Regions from separate parts of the Homo sapiens genome. Here region 1 is linked to region 2. Evidence: read pairs that join two places in POLR2A ChIA-PET (ENCODE). Cell type or tissue: OCI-LY7. All regions are shown on one strand. Each heading gives the region's core, and the rest is flanking DNA. Links, peaks and the distances in the headings are about the cores only.

The links. Peaks named below come from ENCODE experiments on the same cell type or tissue, not always from the same donor. Only the 100,000 strongest peaks of a DNase experiment are listed, where the experiment ranks them.
Region 1: POLR2A ChIA-PET joins it to region 2 with 5 read pairs; 6 of 35 experiments call an interaction of 5 or more read pairs at or near these places.

The regions. Positions count from the first base shown.
Region 1 is chr6:41,989,723-42,001,935 of GRCh38, forward strand. It overlaps LOC105375059 (a long non-coding RNA gene), which reads left to right and starts at 6,423. Exons shown (of 5, transcript XR_001744119.2): 1 at 6,423-7,695. It also overlaps a transcript of CCND3 not described here. In OCI-LY7, for the core only: no CTCF peak of the experiment used is centred there; no DNase peak of the experiment used is centred there; H3K27ac peaks cover 283 bases.
Region 2 is chr6:41,792,821-41,804,839 of GRCh38, forward strand. It overlaps USP49 (ubiquitin specific peptidase 49), which reads right to left. Exons shown (of 8, transcript NM_001286554.2): 5 at 10,986-11,190; 6 at 7,010-7,118; 7 at 5,904-6,109; 8 at 1-3,903. The coding sequence ends at 3,713. Among named protein-coding and RNA genes, the nearest start is that of TOMM6, 11 kb to the left of the region's middle. RefSeq lists a silencer at 8,651-8,945. In OCI-LY7, for the core only: no CTCF peak of the experiment used is centred there; no DNase peak of the experiment used is centred there.

The DNA.
Region 1 (12,213 bases), core at 4,390-9,389, 200 kb after region 2:
TGGTGGGAATGCAAAATGGTATATTCACTTTGGAAGACAATTTAACAGTTTCTTATATGACTAAAAGTACTATTCTATAACCCGGCAGTTATACTCCTTGGTATCTGCCCAAATGAACTGAAAACTTACGTGCACACAAAAACCTGCACACAGATGTTGATAGTGGCTTTATTCATAATTGTCAAAACTCTGAGGCCCAAGCTGTCCTTCAGTAGGTGAATGGATACCAAAGCCAGAGCAATTAGGCAAGAGAAAAAAAATAAAGGACTTATAAATTGGAAAAGAAGGAAGTCAAATTGTTCCAGTTTGCAGATGACATAATCCTATACATAGAAAAAGCTAAAGACTACCAAAAAACTGATAAACAAATTCAGTAAAGTTGCAGGATACAAAATCAACATACAAAAATCAGTAGTGTTTCTATACATGAACAATGAACTAATTGAAAAAGAAATCAAGAATGCAATTCCATTATAATAGCTCTAAAAAAAAAACCTACAAATAAATTTTACCAAGGAGGTGAAAGACTTCTACAAGGAAAACTACAAAACACTGATGAAAGAAATTGAAGTTGAAGATGATACAAATGGAAAGACGGCCCATGTTCATGGATTGGAAGAATTAATATTGTTAAAATGATCGTATTACCAAAAGCAATCTACAGATTCACTGTACTATCTATCAACATGTCAGTATATTCTTCATAGAAATAGAAAAAAAAATCCTAAAATTCATAAGAAACCACAAAAGACCCCAAATAGGCAAAGCAATCCTGAGCAAAAAGAACAAAGCTGAAGGCATTACACTACCAGTCTTCAAAATATACCACAAAGCTGTAGTAACTAAAATAGCATGGTAGTGACATAAAAATAGACACATAAACCAATAGGAAATAATAGAAAACCCAGAAATTAGTCCATGAATCTATAACCAACTGATTTTTTTTTTTTTTTTTTTTTTTTTTTTTTTGTGATGGAGTCTTGCTCTGTCACCCAGGCTGGAGTGCAGTGGCAAAGTGGCAAAATCTCAGCTCCCTGCACCTCTGCCTCCGGAGTTCAAGTGATTATCCTGCCTCAGCCTCCAGGGTAGCTGGGACTACAGGCGCCTGACACCATGTCCGGCTAATTTTTGTATTTTTAGTAGAGTCGGAGTTTCACCATGTTGGCCAGACTGGTTTTGAACCCCTGACCTAAGGTGATCCGCCCACCTCAGCCGCCCAAAGTGCTGGGATTACAGGTGTGCGCCACTGCCCCGGCTTAGCCAACTGATTTTTGACAAAGGTGCCAAGAACACTCACTGGGGAAAGGATAGTCTCTTCAAGAAATGGTGCTGGGAAAACTTTTTTTTTTTTTTAAGGCGGAATTTCCCTCTTGTTGCCCAGACTGGAGTGCAATGGCGTGATCTCAGCTCACTGCAACCTCTGCCTCCTGGGTTCAAGCGATTCTTCTGCCTCAGCCTCCCAAGTAGCTGGGGCTACAGGCATGTGGCACCACACCCGGCTAATTTTTGTATTTTTAGTAGAGACAAGGTTTCACCATGTTGGCCAGGCTGGTCTCAAACTCCTGACCTCAGGTGATCCACCCGCCTTGGTCTCCCAAAGTGCTGGGATTATAGGCGTAAGCCACCATGCCCAGCCCCGCTCAGGTACATAGCTCAGCTGATAGCTCATTTCTTTTTACCACAAAATAATACTCCATTGTCTGGATGCACCAGTTTGTTTCTTTTTAATTTAGTATAATTGTATTTTTTAATTGATACATAATAATTGTACATATTTATGGGGTACATAGTGATGTTTCAATACATATAGTGTACAGTGATCAGAGTAATTAGCATATCCATCATCTCAAACATTTGTCATTTTGTTTGTTTTGGGAGCATTCAGTATCCTCCACCTAGCTGTTTGAAACTATTATTATTATTCTTAACTGTAGTCATTCCAACAGTGGCATAGAACACTGGAACTTATTCCTCCTATGTAGCTGTAATTTTGTAACCTTTAACAAATCTCTCCCTATGCTTCCTTTCCCCTCCCCTTTCCATCCTCTAGTATTTTCTGTTCTACTTTTTCCTTCTATGACATCAGCTTTTTAAAGCTTCCACGTGTGAGTGAGAACATGCGGTGTTTAACTTTCTATTCCTGGTTTATCTGACTTCACATAATGTCCTCAGTTTCATCCACGGTGACATAAATGACAGGATTTCATTCTTTTTTATGGCTGAAAAGAATTCCATTGTGTACGTGCCACATTTTCTTCATCCATTCATCAGCTGTTGGACACCAAGGTTGATTCGATATCTTGATTGTTGTCAATAGCGCTGCAATAAATACGGAGGTGTGGATGTCTCGTCAATATACTGATTTCCTTTCCTTTGGATAAATGCCCAGTAGTGGGATTGCTGGATCATATGGTAGTTTGATTTGTAGTTTTTTTGTTTTATTTATTTTTTAATTTTTGAGAAGAAGTCTCACTCTGTCGCCCAGGCTGGAGTGCAGTGGCATGATCTCAGCTCATTGCAACCTCCACCTCCTGGGTTCAAGAGATTCTCATGCCTCAGCCTCCCAAGTAGCTGGGATTACAGGTGCCTGCCACCATGCCCGGCTAATTTTTGCATTTTTAGTAAAGACGTGGTTTTACCATGTTGGGCAGGCTGGTCTCAAACCCCTGACCTCAAGTAATCCTCCTGCCTCAGCCCCCAAAGTGCTGGGATTACAGGCATGAGCCACCACACCCAGCCGGTTTTTTTTTTTTTTTTTAGATGGAGTCTTGCTCTGTGCCAGGCTGGAGTGCAGTGGCTCACTGCAACCTCCACCTCCCGGGTTCAGACAATTCTCCTGCCTCAGCCTCCTAAGTAGCTGGGATAACAGGCATGCGCCACCACGCCCAGCTAATTTTTGTATTTTTAGTACAGACGGGGTTTCACCATGTTGGCCAGGCTGGTCTCGAACTCCTGACCTTGTGATACACTGGTCTCGGCCTCCCAAAGTGCTGGGATTACAGGTGTGAGCCACAACACCCAGCAATATTTTATCTATCTTGGGACAGGGTCTCGCTCTGTCACCTAGGCTAGAGTATGGTTCCACTATCATGGCTCACTGCAATCTCGTCCTCCCTCAAGCAATCCTCCTGTCTCAGCCTCCCAAAGTGCTGAGGTTACAAGCATGAGCCTCTGTGCCTGGCCTTGTTTTTATTTTTGTTTTTAAAGATGGAGTCTCACTCTTTCATCCAGGCTGGAGTGCAGTTGTACAATCATAGCTCTCTGTAGCCTTGAACTCCTGGGCTCAGGCAATCCTCACACCTAAGCCCCTAAGTAACAAGACTATAGGCACACTATATCATGCCTGGCTTAAAAATGTTTTGTAGAGACAGGGTCTTGATGTGTTGCTTAAAATGGTCTTGAACTCCTGGCTCCAAGTGATCTCCCCACCTTGGCCTCCCAAAGCTCTGGGATTACAGGTGGAAACCACCATACCTGGTCTGATTTACAGTTTTTTGAGGAAACTCCATAATGTTTGCTATAGTGGCTGCAATAGTTTATATTCCCACCAACCGTCTATGAGATCCCTTTTCTCCTCATCCTCACAGCATAGATGATACCTCATTGTGGTTTTACTTGGATTTCCCTGATGATTAGTGATGTTGAACATTTTCCCATATATCAATATATTTGTTAAGCTCATGTCTTCTTTTTTTTTTTTTTTTTTTGAGATGGAGTCTTGCTCTGTTGCCCAGGCTGGAGTGCAGTGGTACCATCTCAACTCACTGCAGCCTCTGCCTCCTGGGTTCAAGCAGTTCTCCTGCCTCAGCCTCTGGAGTAACTGGATTACAGGCATGCGCCACCATCCCCAGCTAATTTCTGTATTTTCAATACAGATGGGGTTTCACGATTTGGCCAGGCTGGTCTTGAACTTCTGACCTCAGATGATCCGCCCACCTCGGCCTCCAAAAAAAAAGCTGGCTGGGTGCAGTGGTTCACTATCACGAGGTCAGGAGTTTGAGACCAGCCTGGCCAACATACTGAAACCTGTCTCTACTAAAAATACAAAAAATTAGCTGGGCATGGTGGTGGGTACCCATAATCCCAGCTACTTGGGAGGCTGAGGCAGGAGAATAGCTTGAACCCGGGAGGTGGAGGTTGTAGTCAACCAAGATCACACCACTGCACTCCAGCCTGGGTGACAGAGCGACAGACTCTTGTCTTAAAAAAAAAAAAAAAAAAAAAAAAAAAAAAAAAAAAAGAGCTATCAAGCCATGAAAAGACATAGAGAAAACTTAAGTGGATATTACTTAGTGAAGAATGCCAATCTGAAAAAGCTTCATACTAGATGACTCCAAATACAGTCATATGCCACACAGTTTTCGGTCAACAATGGACTGCATATATGACGGTGGTCCCATGAGGTTATAATATCTTATTGTTACTCTACCTTTTCCACCTCTAGATAGACAAACTACTTGCCATTGTGTTACAGTTGCCTACAGAATTCAGTACAGTAACCTGCTATACAGGTTTGTAGCTTAGGAGCAATAGGCTATCCCATATAGTCTAGGGGTGTAGGAGGCTATTCCATCTAGGTTTGTGTAAGTACACTCGATGATGTTCACACAATGACAACATCACCTGACAACTCGTTTATCAGAACATACCCCCCTCATTAAGTGATGCATGATTGTAGATGACATTCTGGAAAAGGCCAAACTATGGAGGGAGCAAAAAGACCAGTGGTTCCCAGGAATTAGGGGAAAGCATGAGACAAACAAACAGAGCACAGAGGATTTTTAGGGTAGTGAAAGTATTCTGTATATTACTACAATGGTGGATACATGTCATATGTTTGTCAAAAACCAAAGAATGGACACCAAAAGTGAACCCTAAGGTAAATGCTGGTCTTTCAGTGATAATATATCAACGTAGGTTCATCACCTGTAACAAATACATCACTAGGGTGCAGGGTGTCAATAGTGAGGGAAGCTGTGCATGTATGGCGTAGGAATTATATGGGAACTCTGTACTTTTGCAGCTCAATTTTGCTGTGAACCAAATCTACTCTAAAAAAATAAAATATAGGCCGGGCGCGGTGGCTTATGCTTGTAATCTCAGCACTTTGGGAGTCCGAGGTGGGCAGATCACGAGGTCAGGAGTTCCAGACCAGGCTGGCCAACATGGTGAAACCCCGTCTCTACTACAAATACAAAAATTAGCCAGGCGTGGTGGCAGCCGCCTGTAATTCCAGCTACTCGGGAGGCTGAGGCAGGAGAATCACTTGAACCCAGGAGGCGGAGGTTGCAGTCAGCCGAGATCGTGCCATTGCATTCCAGCCTGGGCGACAGAGTGAGACTCCGTCTCAAAAATAGATAAACAAAAATAAATAAATAAATAAAGTATATTAGTTAAAATTTTTATTTATGCATAAGAACATACAAATGGTTATTTATTATAGCAAAAAATTTGTAAACAACCTTACAGTCCAATGGGAGGGAAATGGCTATATAAACTACATCCCACAACCACTCAGTTATATGTATGAGGTTTTTCTTTTTTGTGGGGGGTGGGGTGCAGTCTTGCTCTGTCGCCCAGGCTGGAGTGCAGTGGTGCGATCTCAGCGCGCTGCCACCTCCACCTCCAGGGTTCAAGCAATTCTCCTGCCTCAGCCTCCCAAGTAGCTTGGACTACAGGCACCCACCACCACACCCGGCTAATTTTAGTACTTTTAGTAGAGATGGAGTTTCACTATATTCGCCAGCCTGGTCTCGAACTCCTGATCTTGTGATCTGCCCGCCTTGGCCTCCCAAAGTGCTGGGATTACAGGCGTGAGCCACTGCACATGCCCAAAGTATTTCTAATAAACAGGACAAATGCTGAGAAATTGAAAAAAGCAGTATAAACAATTGTATAAATGGAATGATAAAATTGTGTATTGCAAAAAGACTAGGAGGACAATATGCTAAAATGTTAGCACTGAGTTGTCTTTGGGCATTAAATTTTGTTTTTATAAATATGTGCTCTTTTTATTCTAAAACACACGAGAGATAAAAATACATAAACGATCTGGGCACAGTGGCTCACGCCTGCAATCCTAACACTTTGGGAGGCCGAGGCAGGAGGACTGTTTGAGACCAAGAGTTCAAGACCAACCTGGCCAACACAGAGAGACCCTGTCTCTATTTCTTTTTAATAATACTAAAAATTTTAAGTTATAAATTTTAAAATGTTAATAAAATTTTTTTAAAATACATAAATGTACAGAGAACAGAAATCACCCCAAATCCTATCATCTGGAGATAACAGAAGTTGCCCTGAATAGGAAGACGGTAGAGGATTTTCTTTTCTTTCTGTATTCTATTATTTGTAGAGTTTCTAGTATTAGTAGAGAATCTGCTCTCATATATATATATATAATATATATATATATATTTTTTTTGTTTGTTTGTTTGTTTGTTTGACATGGACTTTCACTCTTGTCACCCAGGCTGGAGTGCACTGGCATGATCTCGGCTCACTGCAACCTCCGCCTCCCGGGTTCAAGTGATTCTCCAGCCTCAGCCTCCTGAGTAGCTGGGATTACAGGCACACGCCACCATGTCCGGCTAATTTTCATATTTTCAGTAGAGATGGGGTTTCACCATGTTGGCCAGGCTGGTCTTGAACTCCTGACCTCAAGTGATCCGCTCGCCTCGGCCTCCCAAAGTGCTGGGATTACAGGTGTAAGCCACCGCGCCCAGCCTGATATATTTATATTTTGTAAAAATCTTCCTCATATGTGGGTCTAAGGCCACCATCAGCCTTTCTACGAAGCCTTTCAAAACTTCCAGTTTGCATAGACTGCTCACTTTTATCTACAGTCTCACTTATGTCTCTTCTACCATTTATCATAGTTTATAGTGTATTTATTACCGGTGTAGTTAACATTTCCCTCAATCCTTGAAGGTAGGGAAAAATCTTACCTTTTTTTTTTTTTGAGACGGAGTCTTGCCCTGTTGCCAGGCTGGAGTGCAGTGGCACAATCTCGGCTCACTGCAACCTCCACCTCCCAGGTTCAAGCGATTCTCCTGCCTCAGCCTCCCAAGTAGCTGGGACTGCAGGTGTGCGCCACCATGTCCAGCTAATTTTTGTATTTTTAGTAGAGACAGGATTTCACCATGTTGGCCAGGCTGGTCTCTATTTCTTGACCTCATGATCCTCCCGCCTTGGCCTCCCAAAGTGCTGGGATTACAGGCGTGAGCCACAGCACCTGGCCATCTTACCCATTTTTATATCCTGCTGCCCACCCCCTCCAGCAACTAGGCCTGCACCTAGAAAGATATTATCAAATGTCCCTGCCACATCCCTGCCAGTATCCCTGTCTGTCCCCAGCCAGCCCACACAACGGATGCACAGAAAGGACCTGTCTTCTTTGACAAAGGAGGCTGATGATCTAATACTCTCTTCTGACTTCCTAGCTTGAATGCTGTTCCATCTCTTCCTCCCACAGACCAGGACTCAAAGGGCAGCGCATTTTCTCTGGAAAGACCCATGTCATAATGCACCTTTGTATGAAGCAGCAACCTTTGCACTGTCTCCAGTTAGTACTTTCAGAGGAATTAGCTTATCAGAGTAACTAGTTGGCACCTTAACAGGCATGCAGAATCTGACTCAGGAACAGAGACTCAAGAGAACTAAGGTGCAGTAGGAAGCAGGTGGCAGAGTGAAGATGTGAGTAGTGGGAAATAGTGTGAGTTATCTGGGGTAGAAAAGGTAGATTGGGAGCAAAACCGGCAAGGGGACAAGGGCTGGGTAATGGGTAAATTATAATGGCCTCTTCCTCATTTAAGAGGCCATTACAATAAATTTTACCTACTTTACCAAACAGCTTAAAGCCAAAGTGGGAGCTCAAAACCAGGAAGGAGCCAGGCACAGTGGCATATGCCTGTGGTCTCAGCTACTCAGGAGGCCAAGATAAGAGGATCACTTGAGCCCAGGAGTTTAAGACCAGCCCCGGCAACACAGTGAGACCTCAAAAACAACCCAGTTATGGCATGAGAATCTGGCTGGATGTGCTTCACCACCACCCAGAAGAGCCCCATGGGGATGTAGAGATTAAATCCAATCATCTCTAAGGTCCATTCCCAACTGGAATTTTAGAATTTCAGGTAACAGCCAGGCACAATGGCTCATGTCTGTAATCCCAGCACTTTGGGAGGCTGAGGCGGGTGGATCACCTGAGGTCAGGAGTTCAAGATCAGCTGGCCAACATGGCAAAACCCAGTATCTACTAAAAAAAAAAAAAAAAAAATTACAAAAATTAGCCGGGCGTGGTGGCGCTCCTGTAATCCCAGCATTTTGGGAGGCCAAGGCAAGCAGATCACTTGAGGTCAGGAGTTCAAGACCAGCCTGGCCAACATGGTGAAACCCCATCTCTACTAAAAATACAAAATAAACTGGATGTGGTGGCATATGGCTGTAATCCCAGGTATTCAGGAAGCTGAGGCATGAGAATCACTTGAACCTGGGAGGCGGAGGTTGCAGAAAGCTGAGATCGCACCACTGTACTCCAGCTTGGGCGGCAGAGCGAGACTCCACCTCAAAAAAAAAAAAAAAAGAATTTCAAGTGACCATTTTCTTTTCCTTAATGTGACAATATCCAATTTTTTTTTTTTTTTTGAGACGAAGTCTTGCTTTTGTCCCCCAGGCTGAAGTGTGATGGTGCAATCTCAGCTCACCGCAACCTCCACCTCCCGGGTTCAAGTGATTCTCTTGCCTCAGCCTCCTGAGTAGCTGGGATTACAGGTGCCAACCACCACGCCTGGCCAACGGGGTTTCACCATGTTGGCCAGGCTGGTCTCGAACTCCTGACCTCAGGTGATCCGCCTGCCTCGGTCTCCTAAAGTGCTGGGATTACAGGCGTGAGCCACCGTGCCCAGCTGATACCCAAAATTTTATAGCACTTACATCATGCCAGTCCCTGGTCTATGCATTATTATTTTTTTTTTTTGAGACAGAGTTTCGCTCTTGTTGTCCAGGCTGGGGTGCAATGGTGCGATCTTGCCTCACCGCAACCTCTGTCTCCGGGGTTCAAGTGATTCTCCTGCCTCAGCCTCCTGAGCAGCTGGGATTATAGGCATGTGCCACCACACCTGGTTAATTTTGTATTTTTAGTAGAGATGGAGTTTCTCCATGTTGGTCAGGCTGGTCTCAAACTCCCAACCTCAGGTGATCCGCCCGCCTCGGCCTCCCCAAGTGCCGGGATTACAGGTGTGAGCCACCCCGCCTGGCTGGTCTATGCTTTTTATTATATTAACTTCCTTAATCTAAAACCCAGAGAGGTATTACTATCCTTATATTACTGATGAGAAAACTGACATAAAAAGATTAAGTAACTTGCCCAAGGTCCCACAGCTAGAAGTGGCCAACGTAGGATGTAAACCCATCAGAATTTGTGCTGTGGCTGGGCATGGTGGCTGAGATAGCGCCATTGCGCTTCAGCCTAGGCAATAAGAGCAAAACTCTGTCTCGAAAAAAAAAAATTTATAGAACTATAGACTTAAGATCTGAGTATTTTGCCAGATGGAGTTTCACTCTTGCTGCCCGGGCTGGAGTGCAATGGCACAATCTCGGCTCACTGCAACCTCCGCCTCCTGGGTTCAAGTGATTCTCCTGCCTCAGCCTCCCAAGTAGCTGGGATAACAGGCACCCACCACCATGCCCGGCTAATTTTTGTATTTTCAGTAGAGATGGGTGATCCACCTGCCTCGGCCTCCCAAAGTGCTGGGATTACAGGCATGAGCCACCGTGCCTGGCCGATAATTATTCTAAATTTTGATACAATAATAATTTGTTTCCTATAATAATATAATAATTATAAATTTCCATCTCGCAAATAACAAAGGTACAAAATACATAAAGCTAAACTTGGTGGCTCATGGCTCACACCTATAATCCCAGCACTTAGGGAAGCCAAGGCTGGAGGATCACTTGAGCCCAGGAGTTTGAGATCAGCCTGTCAACATAGTGAGACGTCATCTCTACAAAAAATTTAAAAGGCCGGACATGGTGGTATGCACCTACAGTCCCAGCTTCTTTGGAGGCTGAGGCAGGAGGATTCTTCGAGCCTAGAAGTTTGAGTTTGCAGTGAGCTATGATCGTGCCACTGCACTCCAGCCTGGGAGACAGAATGAGACCCTGTCACTAAAATAAAATAAAATAAATCCACCATCGGAGTAGGATATTTTAATACATCTTTTGCAGTAATTGATAGAGAGGGCACACAAAATTCGGTAGGGATTTAGATGATTTCACCATAAGCTTGATCAAAGTGATGTAGATATATTTATATAGGCCTGTGTATGTGTGTGTGCATATGTGTATTGGAGAATACACATTCTTTTCAAGGTACAAATTTACTACATACTAGGTCATAAAGCAAGTCTCAAAAACATTTCAAAAAAAATCAGTATTATAGAGATTATATTAAAGGACCAAAATCCAAGAAAGTTAGAAATCATCAAGTCTCGTGGAAATTTGAAAACATACTTTTTTTTTTTTTTTTTTTTTTTTTTTGGGACAGAGTCTCTGTCGCCCAGGTTGGAGTTCAGTGGCGCGATCTCGGCTCACTGCAAGCTCCGCCTCTCGGGTTCACGCCATTCTCCTGCCTCAGCCTCTCCGAGTAGCTGGGACTACAGGCGCCCGACACCACACCCGGCTAATTTTTTGTATTTTTAGTAGAGACAGGGTTTCATCGTGGTCTCGATCTCCTGACCTCGTGATCCGCCTGCCTCGGCCTCCCAAAGTGCTGGGATTATAAGCGTGAGCCACCGCGCCCGGCCTGAAAACATACTTTCTAATAACTGGGTGAAACGAATCTTTTTTTTTTTTTTTTTTCTGAGACGGAGTTTCACTCTTGTTGCCCAGGCTGGAGCGCAATGGCGCAATCTCGGCTCACCACAACCTCTGCCTCCCAGGTTCAAGCGATTCCCCTGCCTCAGCCTCCCTAGTAGCTGGGATTACAGGCATGTGCCACCATGCCCAGCTAATTTTGTATTTTTAGTAGAGACGGGGTTTCTCCATGTTGGTCAGGCTGGTCTCGAACTCCCGACCTCAGGTGATCCGCCTGCCTCGGCCTCCCAAAGTGCTGGGATTACAGGCATGCCACCACGCCTGGCCATGAAACAAATCTTTAATGGAAACTTTTCAAGAACTAAAACTTAAATGATAATGAAAATATCACATATTAAAACTTATAGGACATCTATAGGTCAGGCACGGTGGCTCACGCCTGTATCCCAGTACTTTGGGAGGCCGAGGCGGGCAGATCACCTGGGGTCAGAAGTTCAAGACCAGCCTGGCCAACATGGTGAAACCCCATCTCTACTAAAAATACAAAAATTTAGCCAGGCATGGTGGTGCATCTGTAGTCCCAGCTACTGGGGAGGCTGAGGCACAAGAATTGCTTGAACCTAGGAGGTGGAGGTTGCAGTGAGCCCAGATCACGCCACTGCACTCCAGCCTGGGCAACAGAGCAAGACCCCATCTCAAAAAAAAAAAAAAAAAAGCTTATAGGTACCTCCCCAGAAGAAATGAAAACGTATGTCTACAAAAGACTTGCTCAAGGATATACATAGGTGCTAATAGTCAAAAGCTAGAAACATCCCAAATGTCTATCAACAAGAGAATGGATAAACAAATAGTGCATATACATCCATACAATGCAATACAAGTTAGCAATAAAAAGGAACAGGTTGCTAACACATACCACATATACTAAGTGAAAGAAGCCAGGCACAAAGAGAATTGATACTGCATGATTCTTTTTAGATGAGGTTCTATACATGTATAGTCTTAACAGGGGTAAACTCTGGTGATAAAAAAGAGACTGAACCAAAATGGGCCCCATGGGCAGGAAGCAGTGGTGCACATCTGTAATCGCAGCTACTGGGTGGCTGAGGTAGAAGGATCACTTGAGCTCAGGAGTTCAAGGATAGCCTGAGCAGCACAGCAAGACTCCATCTCAAAAAAAGCGGGGCGGGGGGCGGAGTGTGCCTGAAACTTTCTAGGATAATAGAACTGTCCCATATTTTGATTCAGATGATGGCAACATGGATGTGAATGTTTACATTTGTCAAAATTCATAGGGCCGGGCACGGTAGCTCATGCCTATAATCCCAGAACTTTGGGAGGCTGAGGTGGGTGGATCACCTGAGGTCAGGAGTTCAAGACCAGCCTGGCTAACATGGT
Region 2 (12,019 bases), core at 1-5,000:
TTTCAATTCCATGCAAACCGTAATTGAGTACAAGGCACCAAATTTTATGAATTGTATAAAATTAGTTCACAAAGCTTTATCAGTAAGTAGAACAAACTCCATTTCTCCCTCCCGGCCAGCCCACCCTCCTCCCACCCACCACCCGCCATCCCCGACCAAGTTTTCATTCTGCACTACTGTCGACCTCTCTAGGGCTTATGCTGGGGCATGCCCCACTGTCAGCCAATCCACCTCATTGGTTCTTCCCTTGTACTTGGATGAAGCTGTAAGCACAGCCAGAGTAGCAAACTCATACAATCATTGACTCTAGAAGCCTTGCCATTAAAAACAAAAATAAACTCTGCTATTGAGTCCATAGGACACATTAACACTTCTACAGTTTCCAATTTTATTCATGACATTTTAAGAGACATCTGGAAATTCTTTTTTTTTTTTTGTTTTTGTTTTTGTTTTTTTTTTAAGACAGAGTCTCGCTCTGTCGCCAGGCTGGAGTGCAGTGGCACGATCTCGGCTCACTGCCCCTTCTGCCTCCTGGGTTCCAGCGATTCTCCTGCCTCAGCCTCCCAAGTAGCTGGGACTACAGGCACGTGCCACCATGCCCAGCTAATTTTTGTATTTTTAGTAGAGACGGAGTTTCACCATGTTGGCCAGGATGATCTCAATCTCTTGACCTTGTGATCCGCCCTCCTCGGCCTCCCAAAGTGCTGGGATTACAGGCATGAGCCACCGCGCCCAGCCTGGAAATTCTTTACAGTGTAGCACTGCCCCCCAACCCTGCCCCATAACTCCGAGACTGAGGGGCTGGATCAAAGCTGGCAAGAGCTCTGTCCACCATTTAATAAGAGCTTCAGTTCTGCCAAGGGCATTCCTAACTATTTTTATACTAGCATGGATGTTCGTCTCAGAGGCAACCACAGATATGAGGGTCAGGCTAGATTGAGGTAAAAAAAAATCCTTTTTGAGGGCCTAGGTGCACTCATCTTGGCTGGCTACAGCAGCAAGTAAACATGCCAGCCAACTAACTACAAAGGGTTCCTGGAATGAGACTCTTAACTACTTGCCCTGGGAGAGAAGCAGGCCCATTAAGGTTCGGTTAGGAGACCTTGGGTTTGATTTGGCAGCATCTAGTCAGTTTTTACCTGGTTCTTATTTTCTTCTCTTTAGAATGATTCAATTTCAGATGCAACTGAGACATTCATCTATACCCAGTACGTAAATAAATTAAAGGCAAAGGGACATTTCCCTCACAATAGCCATTGGCTTATGCAGCAGGGAACTCTTCTTTAATAAAAATCTCCTTAAATACTAACGTCCTAAGTGTCCAGTGCTGCCGCCTCTGGGTACCTGAGGTGTCTGTAACTGCAGTGGGCACCTTTCACAAATGTGTAGCTCAGTGGAGACTCTGATGTTAGTTTCTTTTATTACTTTGATATATGCGTGCTCAGCTAAGTTAAGCACTTATTTCACAAAGTCCTTAATCTGCTTAATAAATCCTTATAATATTTGGTATAAAACTATTTTTAAAAATTAAATTGGAAGATCTTTGAATTTTCCATTAAATGTTTATTAATAATTATCCCCACTGGACAGCCTGAGGGGTAAAGTAGATGCTCTATTAGTTCTTCTCTATCTTGTAAGTTCTTTTTTTCTAGAATAATAAATATAGGATTCAATGAAAGATGAGGCACGATTCATAGTTTCCTTTCCTTTTTACTCTCCTTGGTTTTTTTGAGTTAATGGGCTTTTCTATTGCCACAAAAAGTCATTACTAATCATGCCGACTTAAAAACGTGGATCTTGAGAGTACAGCTTCACATCAGAGCCTCTGGCAGCATGGACAGCGGTGACACTTTAAAACAGTGTCCAGGAGAGGGTGAGCCCAGGCAAAGCTTATACAAAGAAGCCTGCAGTAGACAATATAAACCAAACAGCATAAAAAATGCCATACGCTATCGCTTCCAAATAAAAGCTAAATATTACAGAAACCTCACAGTGTTGGAAAAAGCAAGTTTAATTTAAAATATAGTCACTCCTTCCCTATCAGGGTGAGCCATTTTTTGTCTGAATTTCCTCCATGTCTCAGTGCTGCCTGGCAGGGCCTATGGGAGAGTTCATCTCAAAAGAGGTCAACAGCAAATGCTACAGATCTGTGTGGGAAATGTGGCTCATCAACATTGCTAAAGCTATAACCCTCATTCTTTAGCCTGGCTTTCCCCACTTCCCACTCCTCCCCGAACGCCCTTCCACATCTACTCCCTTCAAGTGACAACTGTACTTCTACCTGAATTCAAACATTAATATGATATACTCAGTCAAAAGATGAGCATTCATAGTGACAGGTTGAGTGAGGCTCACTGCAGTGACCACAGCAACAAAAGTTAGGGTTTGCATTCACTTTCACCAGCAAATCTAAGTGAAGAACTAAGAATGAAGTGGTGCCTGATGGGGACAAGGGTTTTTATCTGGGCAATTTCATTCTGTTTAGAAACTGACCCAATTTAAAAAGGAAGATGTATTTTACTAGCACTGGGGGAAAGGACGGGGCACTCTTGTTTTTTTCTCTGATGGACTGAGTATGGGGGGTAAAGCAACAGTAGGGATTATCAGATTTGGGAGGAAACAGGTCAAGGCCATTGGTAATCAACTCTTCAGATATGTACGAGGTGGACTCCTAAGCAGTTAACATACCCTAGAGAACCAAAAGCTCCCAAACCCTGTGAACATGAATGTTCTAGCTCTCCAGGAGCAAGAAAGAAGCTGCAGGCTAAGAAGCTGCATGCCGCACTGAAGTGAGAACGGGTGACAGGCCTTCAATAAGCCCTGGAGCATCAGCTATCTCTGCCCACCCTCAATTGAGTTCTGAGAAAACCTAAGAATCAATTTAAACCAAACCATGTGCTTGCCCTAGACCTGAACCAGGGATCTGCTACAGAACTGAGATAGCCAGGAGTGTCCTTTGGCTCAGCATGGAACATGTGCTAGTCTATTGCTTCTTTATATGACCTGCCCCTTCTTTAGAATGAAGGGGTATTCATGCCAGTCTCAGAAGTATGGAATGATTATATGACAGCAGCAAGTAGGGAGGGTATGACATATGAAAACCATCCCACTTTGCATGGGGAAATTTGTTCCATGCATCTCACTCCACTCTTCAGCTGCTATCCCCAAAAAAGGAAGTTTGTTTTAAACCCTTGAAGGTTACTTCCTTTGTGGGAATAAACCCTTTAGACTTCATCTCCCATCTTGGAGCCAATCCCATCCAGCAAACTGCTAGCCCAGGGCCCCTCCTCACGTGCTCTGTCCAGGACTGCTCACATCCGGAGGGTTCTTCTGGTGCTGCAAGGAGGTCCTGATTAGCAGGGGAATCACATCATGGAGAGAAAACATGGCTGCTCTCCTGTGTGGATATGATTGATTTACCCCCCCGCCCCGCTTTCCTCCACCCAGATCCCTCTATATTCAGAAGCAACTGATGAAAGGATCTTCATAGAAGTTACTTCTTTTGTTTTTAGGAAAGGAGGGAACTCCCAAACTCATTCAAAAGAAAGAGACTATAAAATTTACGACAGGACACGAATCACCTGGCACCTTCTACTCTAGACCCAGCAAGGCAAACCTAGTAATCTGTTCCTGCAGTAGCCTTATTTCCTATAAGAGGAAAGATGTATGGACACCAATACACAAAAGCCAGTCTTTGATACATGCCTCCCATTCAGGAAAATGTCTGTGGTCTGCCTTCATCATTGTTGCTGGACTGCACCTGAGCTTGGAGATGGGTTTCTGAGATTCTTGCATTGCCCTGCACTGTTCTTTGAGTGTAAAAAAGGATGTAGGCCTGGGTTTTGCACACTTCCTCGACACTGCATACATTCAGCTTTGAGTCATTGCAGTGGACCCAAAAACCTAGGAAACCAAAGGAGAAAAAGAGAGAAAATGACTACCCAATTCATATTTTAGTCAGCAGGCAAAATCAGGAGATGAAGAAAGGGACAGAGAAGTTCTGAATAGAGCCAACCCTCGATTATTGGTGGGGAAGGGACAGGTAAATGAAACTGACAGACTTTTGTGTATCCACTGGCTTTAACCCCACCAAGCCCCACGGTACTGCTTATCGACTGACTGCAATTTTTTTTTTTTTTTTTTTTTTGAGACAGAGTCTCGCTCTGTCACCCAGGCTGGAGTGCAGTGGTGGGTTCTCGGCTCACTGCAAGCTCCACCTCCCAGGTTCACGCCATTCTCCTGCCATTCTCCTGCCTCAGCCTCTCGAGTAGCTGGGACTACAGGTGCCCACCACCACGCCCGGCTAATTCTTTGTATTTTTAGTAGAGACGGGGCTTCACCATGTTAGCCAGGATGGTCTCGACCTCCTGACCTCGTGATCCGCCCGCCTCGGCCTCCCAGAGTGCTGGGATTACAGGCGTGAGCCACCGCACCCAGCCGACTGACTGCAATTTTTATCTTTGTTTTCTTCAGGCTTTTTCATTGTCCACTAGGGCCTTCTAGAAAGAGCTGCGATACTGCAGGCTAAGCAATGGGGAGATGAGGAGGAAGAGGAGGAGGAGAGGAGAAATGGAAATAGAGGGGAGTGATGAAGGAAAATTTAGAAGGAACAAAAAAGTATTTATTCACAAGCTCTGGCTGCCCCAAGGGCTGTGCAGTTCAAGAAGAGTGAACAGCTGAAAACACATCTGCAGCCCATCAGTCAGTGCAGTAGCTGGAAGACTCCACTCTGGAGGATGAGGACCTAAAGCTCCTTTGGAGGGGCCCTTGCATCCCCACACTTCCCATGGCAGGGGAAGTAGTAAGAACATAGTAAGTGCTCAGTAAATGTTCTCGGCTTTATTATAAGCTGCGGCTAGTGAGATTCATACAATATCTCCTTGAGGTTACACAGGTTCTACTGTTTCTGCATAACCAAGAAGGAAACTGGGGTGTGCAGAAGTAGCATTACCACAAAACAGTAATATTATCAATAACCAATACTTTTGATAATACTACAATATCCTCTAACACTGACTGAATAAGTACTATGTGGTAGGCAACTGCTCTTCTTATTTATTTATTTGAGTCAGGATCTCACTCTGTTGCCCAGGCTAGAATGCAGTGGTGAAATCATAGCTCATTGCAACTTCAAACTCCTGGGCTTGAGCAATTCTCCCACCTCAGCCTCCCAAGTAGCTAGGATCACAGGTGCACACCATTACACCTGGATAATTTTTAAATTTTTTGTAGAGATGCAGTCTCGCTATGTTGCCCAGGCTAGTCTTGAACCCTCGGCCTCAAGCAATCCTCCCGCCTCTGCCTCCCAAAGTGTTGGAATTACAGGTGTGAGCCATTGCACAGGGCCTAGGTCCTGTTCTAAGCACTTTTACATGTCAGTTCCTTTTAATTCTTAGAACAACCATATGTTGTTACTTAGTAATATACCCAAAATTTGAATCCAACTTTCATAATTCTTTTTATTTTTTTTGAGATAAGAGTCTTGCTCTGTCACCCAGGCTGAAGTGCAGTGGCATAATCTTGGCTCACTGCAACCTCTGCCTCCCAGGTTCAAGCGATTCTCCTGCCTCAGCCTCTTGAGTACCTGGGATTACCAGTGCCCACCACCACGCCCGGCTAATTTTTGTACTATTTTAGTAGAGACGGGGTTTAACCATGTTGGCCAGGCTGGTCTCGAACTCCTGACCTCAGGTGATCCACCCACCGCGGCCTCCCAAAGCGCTAGGATTACAGGTGTGAGCCACGGCGCCCAACCCAATTTTCACAATTCTTTCCACTGGATTTTTGATGTATGTAATTTCCCTCTAGGTAATCCATGGGATGGAAATAAAAGGAAAACAATAAAATGTGGACAAATCAACCCCTTTCCGTGTCCCCCACCCCACAGAGTAAAGCGCACGCACCTCCCTCTGTGTTGTAGCAATAGGCTGTGTAGTGTCCTGAGCCAAACCCTTTCCCGTGATGCATGACCACTGCGGAGAGATCATAGGCAAAGGTCTCTTTGTCAAGAGAGGAGAGCATGTCCCTGCAGCAGTAAGGTTCCATGGTTAATACCTGGTCAAAGACGACATGGACCCCAATCTTCTCTCGATGATTACGGCCAGACCACCTAGAACATGGATATAAGCTTGTTACTAGTAAAAACTGGCATATATAATCGTAGGTAGAGGTAGGTATTAATAAAACAGGAAACTGAGAAAATTTAACCTTCTGGTTTTGGTTTTCCCATCAATAAAATGGTGGTAATCAATGTTCACACTTATTTATTTATTTATTTATTTATTTATTTATTTATTTTCAGACAGGGTCTCACTCTGTTGCCCAGGCTGCAGTGCAGTGGTGTGATTGATAAAGGCTCACTGCAGCTTCAACCTTCCCGAGCTCAGGTGATCCCCCCACCTCAGCCTCCCGAGTAGGTGGGACTATAGGTGCACACCACCATGCCTGGCTAATTTTTGCATTTTTTGTAGAGACAGGGTTTTAACCATGTTGCCGAGGCTGGTCTCAAACTCCTGAGCTCAAGCAATCTGCCTACCTTGGCCTCCCAAAGTTCTAGGGTTACAGTCATGAGCCACTGCGCCTGGCCCATTTATTTGCTGTTAATGTTCCATGAAGTACTCTAAACCTAGAGATCCCTAAACAAGCAATTCAAGCAACAGTCTTTTTGTAGTTTCCTGCCTGTGCTTCTTTTGCAGATTATTTTATACTTCATCCTGAAGATGAATCTACATAAGTCCAAGCCAGGCTAGAAAATCTTTAAGCACAGACACCCAGTGCAGGCTGGATAATTAATTACACAGGAGCATGAGAGCAAAAGCCCAGTCCTGCTGGGCTCCCACATCAATTTGCCTTAGTGGATGTGAACAGTTTAATCTCCATGGAAAACACGAGGTCTCAAGTGAACAGGCTTCCCCTCCCAACACCATAGAAGACATTTGCCCTCACCAAAGCCTTTGGAGCAGCTATTCCCACAGCTCTCACCCAGCTGGGACTCCCACAGCAAGCTCACCTGAATCTTTTAAGGTGCAGCCGGAGAACCTGAGGTAGTCTGTAGATCATTAACTGCTTTCTAGCTTCACTCAGAACAAGGGGTTTGGGATTGGATTTTCGTCGTTTGCCTATGTGGTTTGGGAAGGTATAAGACATAGGTTGTGAGGAGTTTTTTCTAGCTATGGCAGAGACAGTGACTTGCCATTCAATATGCATTCTCCATATTTCTCAGTATCTGAACCTCAATTTTTTGGGGGGCGCAATGTGACACTCTTTATGACTGCATTTCCCAGCTTCACACGCCTGCATGGTGTGGCCATGGAAGTTCTGGCTAAGATGAAAGGAATGACTGTGTGGGACTCTGCTTAGACAGGGCTGACTCAGTTGTAAGGCACATCCCTTTGGCCTTCCCACTATCTGAAACTGCTGGAATTCCTCCTGGACCAAAAGGTAACTTTGAAGACAGAAGTCTTGCAATGGGATAGTAAAACAGAAAACAGAAATAGCTTGGGTCACTGATGACCATGCAGCCACCATGCTGGCCCTGAATGTCCTTCAGACTTGTTTTATGTAACAGAACAATAAAATCTCTCATTTTAAGTCATTGTTATTTGGGTCGACTGTTACAAGCAACTCAAATCTTTCCAATTTTTGCCATCAGCAACTTTGCGTATAATGGAATATAATGGAACGTGCAGCAGCAAGCACATAGAGTAGAAGCATATGTTAAGGTTCCATGTCTTCACAATGGCTTATAACTTCAATTATGATACCCCACAATATGATTTTAAAAAGCTTTTTGTTTGCACTAGGTAAGCCTAATTCTACTTCCTGCTCACAACTAGTTGTGTGCTAATGGATAAGTTATTCAAAACTCTGAACCTCAGTTTCCTCACCAGTAAAATAGGAAATAATGCATATCTTTCAGGCTTAGGAAAAAAAGGATAAGATTACTAAATGATAGAGTATTTAAACACATTTTTTTCTTTAGCATGATTTGCTTATGGCATATTCAAACATTTAGAAAATAAACTGTTTTATATTTTTATGCTGTGCGTAGTTTTTGAAACATATTTCCTAGATAAAAGCACATTGCTGGACATGCAAGGACAAAGCTGACAGGTAGGCTAAATTCATCTACTCCAAAGCAGAACCAGTGATCAGTCTCTAATTTTGTTTCTAACTGTGGGGGAAATGCATTTCTCGAAGTCCTGGCTTCAAGCAGTCCTCCCACCTTGGCCTCCCAAAGTGTTGGGATTATGGGTGTGAGCCCACTGTGCCCAGCCTTGAGGAAATGCATTTCTAAATTTCAGCAAATAAATAATGGAAATAGAGTTCTCTTAGTTTCTATCAGAAGCCTTTCCTGTAACCATTTACTGATGACTGTTTTGTTATATTAAATTGGTAAATGGATGAGAGTAGAAAATTAGTGGTCTACTGCAGTCCCTGTTAATTGTCTTGAGCTGTTGATATCATGGGCTCAGTGTTTGAAGAGCAGCTGGGCATCTGATTCCAAGTCCTGTCTGTACTACTCATGAAAGGTAGCAAATCACAGCCAGATGATGTATCACAGAGCTTTCTGTGACAATAGGATGTGGAGGTGTAACTTCTCATAATAGACTGCATCAGAATGAGTGTGCCATAGGAGAAGCTTTTACCAGGGTGTAGTCGTCACAATACGTGGGGGCATGAACAGAAATGGAATTCACAGAGGGGCTTGGCCTTATTTTATATTCCTATTCACCATTTTTTTGAAAATTACTGCAGCTCTGGCTAGGAATCCTGGCAGTGACTGCCACCTTCAGCAGAGGGAGTATGTGAGCTAAGATGAAGACAATATAGAGTCAGGCTTTGTTTCCCTAAAATGAAATTCACAAAGAAAAAGAAATTACTGATTCAACTGAGATTGATCAGTTCTGTCTCCATTTCATTAAGCTGGCCAGGAAGACAGGTAGAAGACTGACAGTTTTGAAACTTCACAGGCAACAGATCAATGCATCTCATCCCCTCACCATAGGTTTCCTTCTCTGCCATTATTTGTACTTGCCTAGAGAAATCCTGATAAATTGGCATATCTGACAACCAAAGAACAATCCTTTCTTGTAAAGATAAACAAAAGTTATTTCTTGCCTAATCTATCATATCCAAAAATGATGGAGTTAAAGCTGTTAATATTCTTTTGTTCCTTACAAGTAAAAGGCTTCAGGAATCACTGTTTTTTTTTTTTTAAATATTACTCTAATGAAACAATTTGATTCACCTGACTCTGTATCTCAAAATGGAACAGGATAGGTGAGTCTATAGTTAACCAGGTATAAAATTTCAAATTTTGTTTTGAAATGGCAAAATGATATCGAGCATAACTTTGTGGTTTTTGTTTTTGTTTTTATTTTCCCTAAAAGAGGTCTTGCTATGCCACCAGGCTGGTCTCAAACTCCTGGCTTCAGGCAATCCTCCTGCCTTGGCCTCCCAAAGTGTTGGGATTACAGGTATGAGCCACTACACCTGGCCTCAAGCCTGACTTTTGATTTTTGTTCTGATTCTTCAAAGAGCGGAACAGGTTTCCCACAATTTATTTTATTTTATTTTATTTTATTTTTTATTTTATTTTATTTTATTTTATTTATTTATTTATTTATTTATTTATTTATTTATTTATTTTTTATTTATTTTTTTTTTTTGAGACAGCATCTCGCTCTGTCACCCAGGCTGGAGTGCAGTGGCGCCCACCTTGGGGTCTCCCAAAGTCCTGGGATTACAGGCGTGAGCCACTGCACCTGGCCTAAGATTTTTTTTTTCTTCAAAACTGGTAATCTAAACTATTATGTGACTGAAAATTGATTTCTAGGTCTCTGCACAGTCCATTAACTTTATACTTTTAGTTTCCAAATCTATATATGCCACAAACCCCAAACATAAGCATCCACATATTTGTTCTGCATTTCCTCTGTCCATACTGGATTAGCAGAAGCATTAAGTGTTAGTGTGGCAAGATGGAAGGACCCTGATAACATGCCTCTGTAACCATATGTAAGAGTTCCATTTTAAAATTACAGACAACACAGAAATACTTCCGTATGACCCTCTCTGAAATGTGAACTTTTCAGGCATGTGAACAATAAAAACAAAATGCAGAAAATATTTCATGAAGCTGCCACTGAGCAATGCACCTTAAGACTTGCTTTCTTGGTTCCACTGTACCAATCTTTAGCATCACTTTTGACAGACATTAAGTCTACCAGTTCAGTACAAAAGCTTGCTTTTCTGATATCGCACCCTTCAGAAAGGCTATACCATCTGGGTTTAGATTAAGTAAGAACTGTCAGACTCTACATTCATGAATTTAAGCAGCAGCCCCACAGCACTAAGAAGCTAAGTACTAACATTCTCAGAGTCCCCATTTCAGGAGCCACAACTTTAAAATCCCTTCCAAGATGACAACTAATGTCAATCAGGAGGTCAATCAACTCCTAGGTCTTTGTTTCATTTGTTGTTGTTGTTGTTGTTGTTTGAAACGGAGTCTTGCTCTGTTGCCCAGGCTGGAGTGCAATGGCGCAATCTTGGCTCACTGCACCCTCCGCTTCCTGGGTTCAACCGATTCTCCTGCCTCAGCCTCCCGAGTAGCTGGGATTACAGGCATCTGCCACTATGCCCAGCTAATTTTTGTATTTTTAGTAGAGACAGGGTTTCACCATGTTGGTCAGGCTGGTCTCAAACTCCTGACCTCAAGTGATCTGTCCGCCTTGGCCTCCCAAAATGCTGGGATTACAGGCGTGAGCCACAACGCCCAGCCTTGTTTTGTTTTTTAATACATAATTAAAACAAGTCCATGTTTTTTGTTTTTAGAAAAATGGGAGAAAAAGATCTTTAAAAGATGCTTTAGAACCATTCAATATCATTAGTGTTACTTTTGACTAAAGAGGACAAAGCAGCACCTTAAACTGATATTCCAATTATTCTTCCCCACTACGCCCCCTCCTCCACACAGCACTCACTGTTACACTGGTCACAAGCGTAGATTCTCCCTTCCAGGGCCTCTGTCTCTGTGAATTTGGCCAGCATCTCAGTGAGCAAGCACTCTGTTTGATTCAAAGGGACAAACCCCTTTTCTATGCAGTGATAGCGTTCAGGGAATTCCAGGGATAGGTCCCAAAAGGGCTCAATGGTATTGGATTTGTAATTGCATGATATACATGTGACCTAGAATGAAAAGATTGATTTACAGATTATATAACTTCCATGCTTCCTGTGTACAGTTTTACTTGCTTCATAAAAGACACACTTTATCAAAACTAAGTGTATAATTTTCAAAAAATAGTAATATTAAAATAATAAACATAACTTTAAAAGAATTAGAGTATATTATTTCTGATGTACATTTCTAACTATGGGATGCTAGCTGGAATTTAAAAACCATACTGCATAGAGACTATACTAACCCCCCTTTTCACCTCTCCCAAAATATGCTCTACCATTCAATAGTACAGTAGTACAGACTGCAAGTTATCATGCAGTCACTCAAGGGATCAGTCTGACACAGATTTGCAGGTCCCTGCCTGCTTCCCTCACCCTGGCATTCCTCCTCTTGACTTCAGACCTTCCATGGGGCCCAGCATGCCTCTCTTTTTGCCTTTGTTACTTGCAGAAGCCCTACACTGAACCCCTCTGTCTGCAGAGCCTCAAAGTGCTGTGATTAGACCTCCATTCCCACTATAACCTTCCCAGGTGCACCTTTCTTCCTAAGGGGAGGGGAGACAGAAGAAGTGCTGATAAATACTCCCCCTTTTACATGCTCAAAAACAAAAGCCTAATTAAACTTTCCCTTTCCATCCCATTCATCATTCTTTCAAAGCCCTAAAAACCAAGACACATAGTGTAGAGGTTTTACCTGAAACTCTTAAGTTGCTCACCAACCCACCCCCCACCACGTTTTTTTGTTTGTTTTTTGGTTTTTTTTGAGACAGTCTCCATCTGTCACCCAGGCTGTAGTGCCAATGGCACAATCTCGGCTCACCGCAACCTCCGCCTC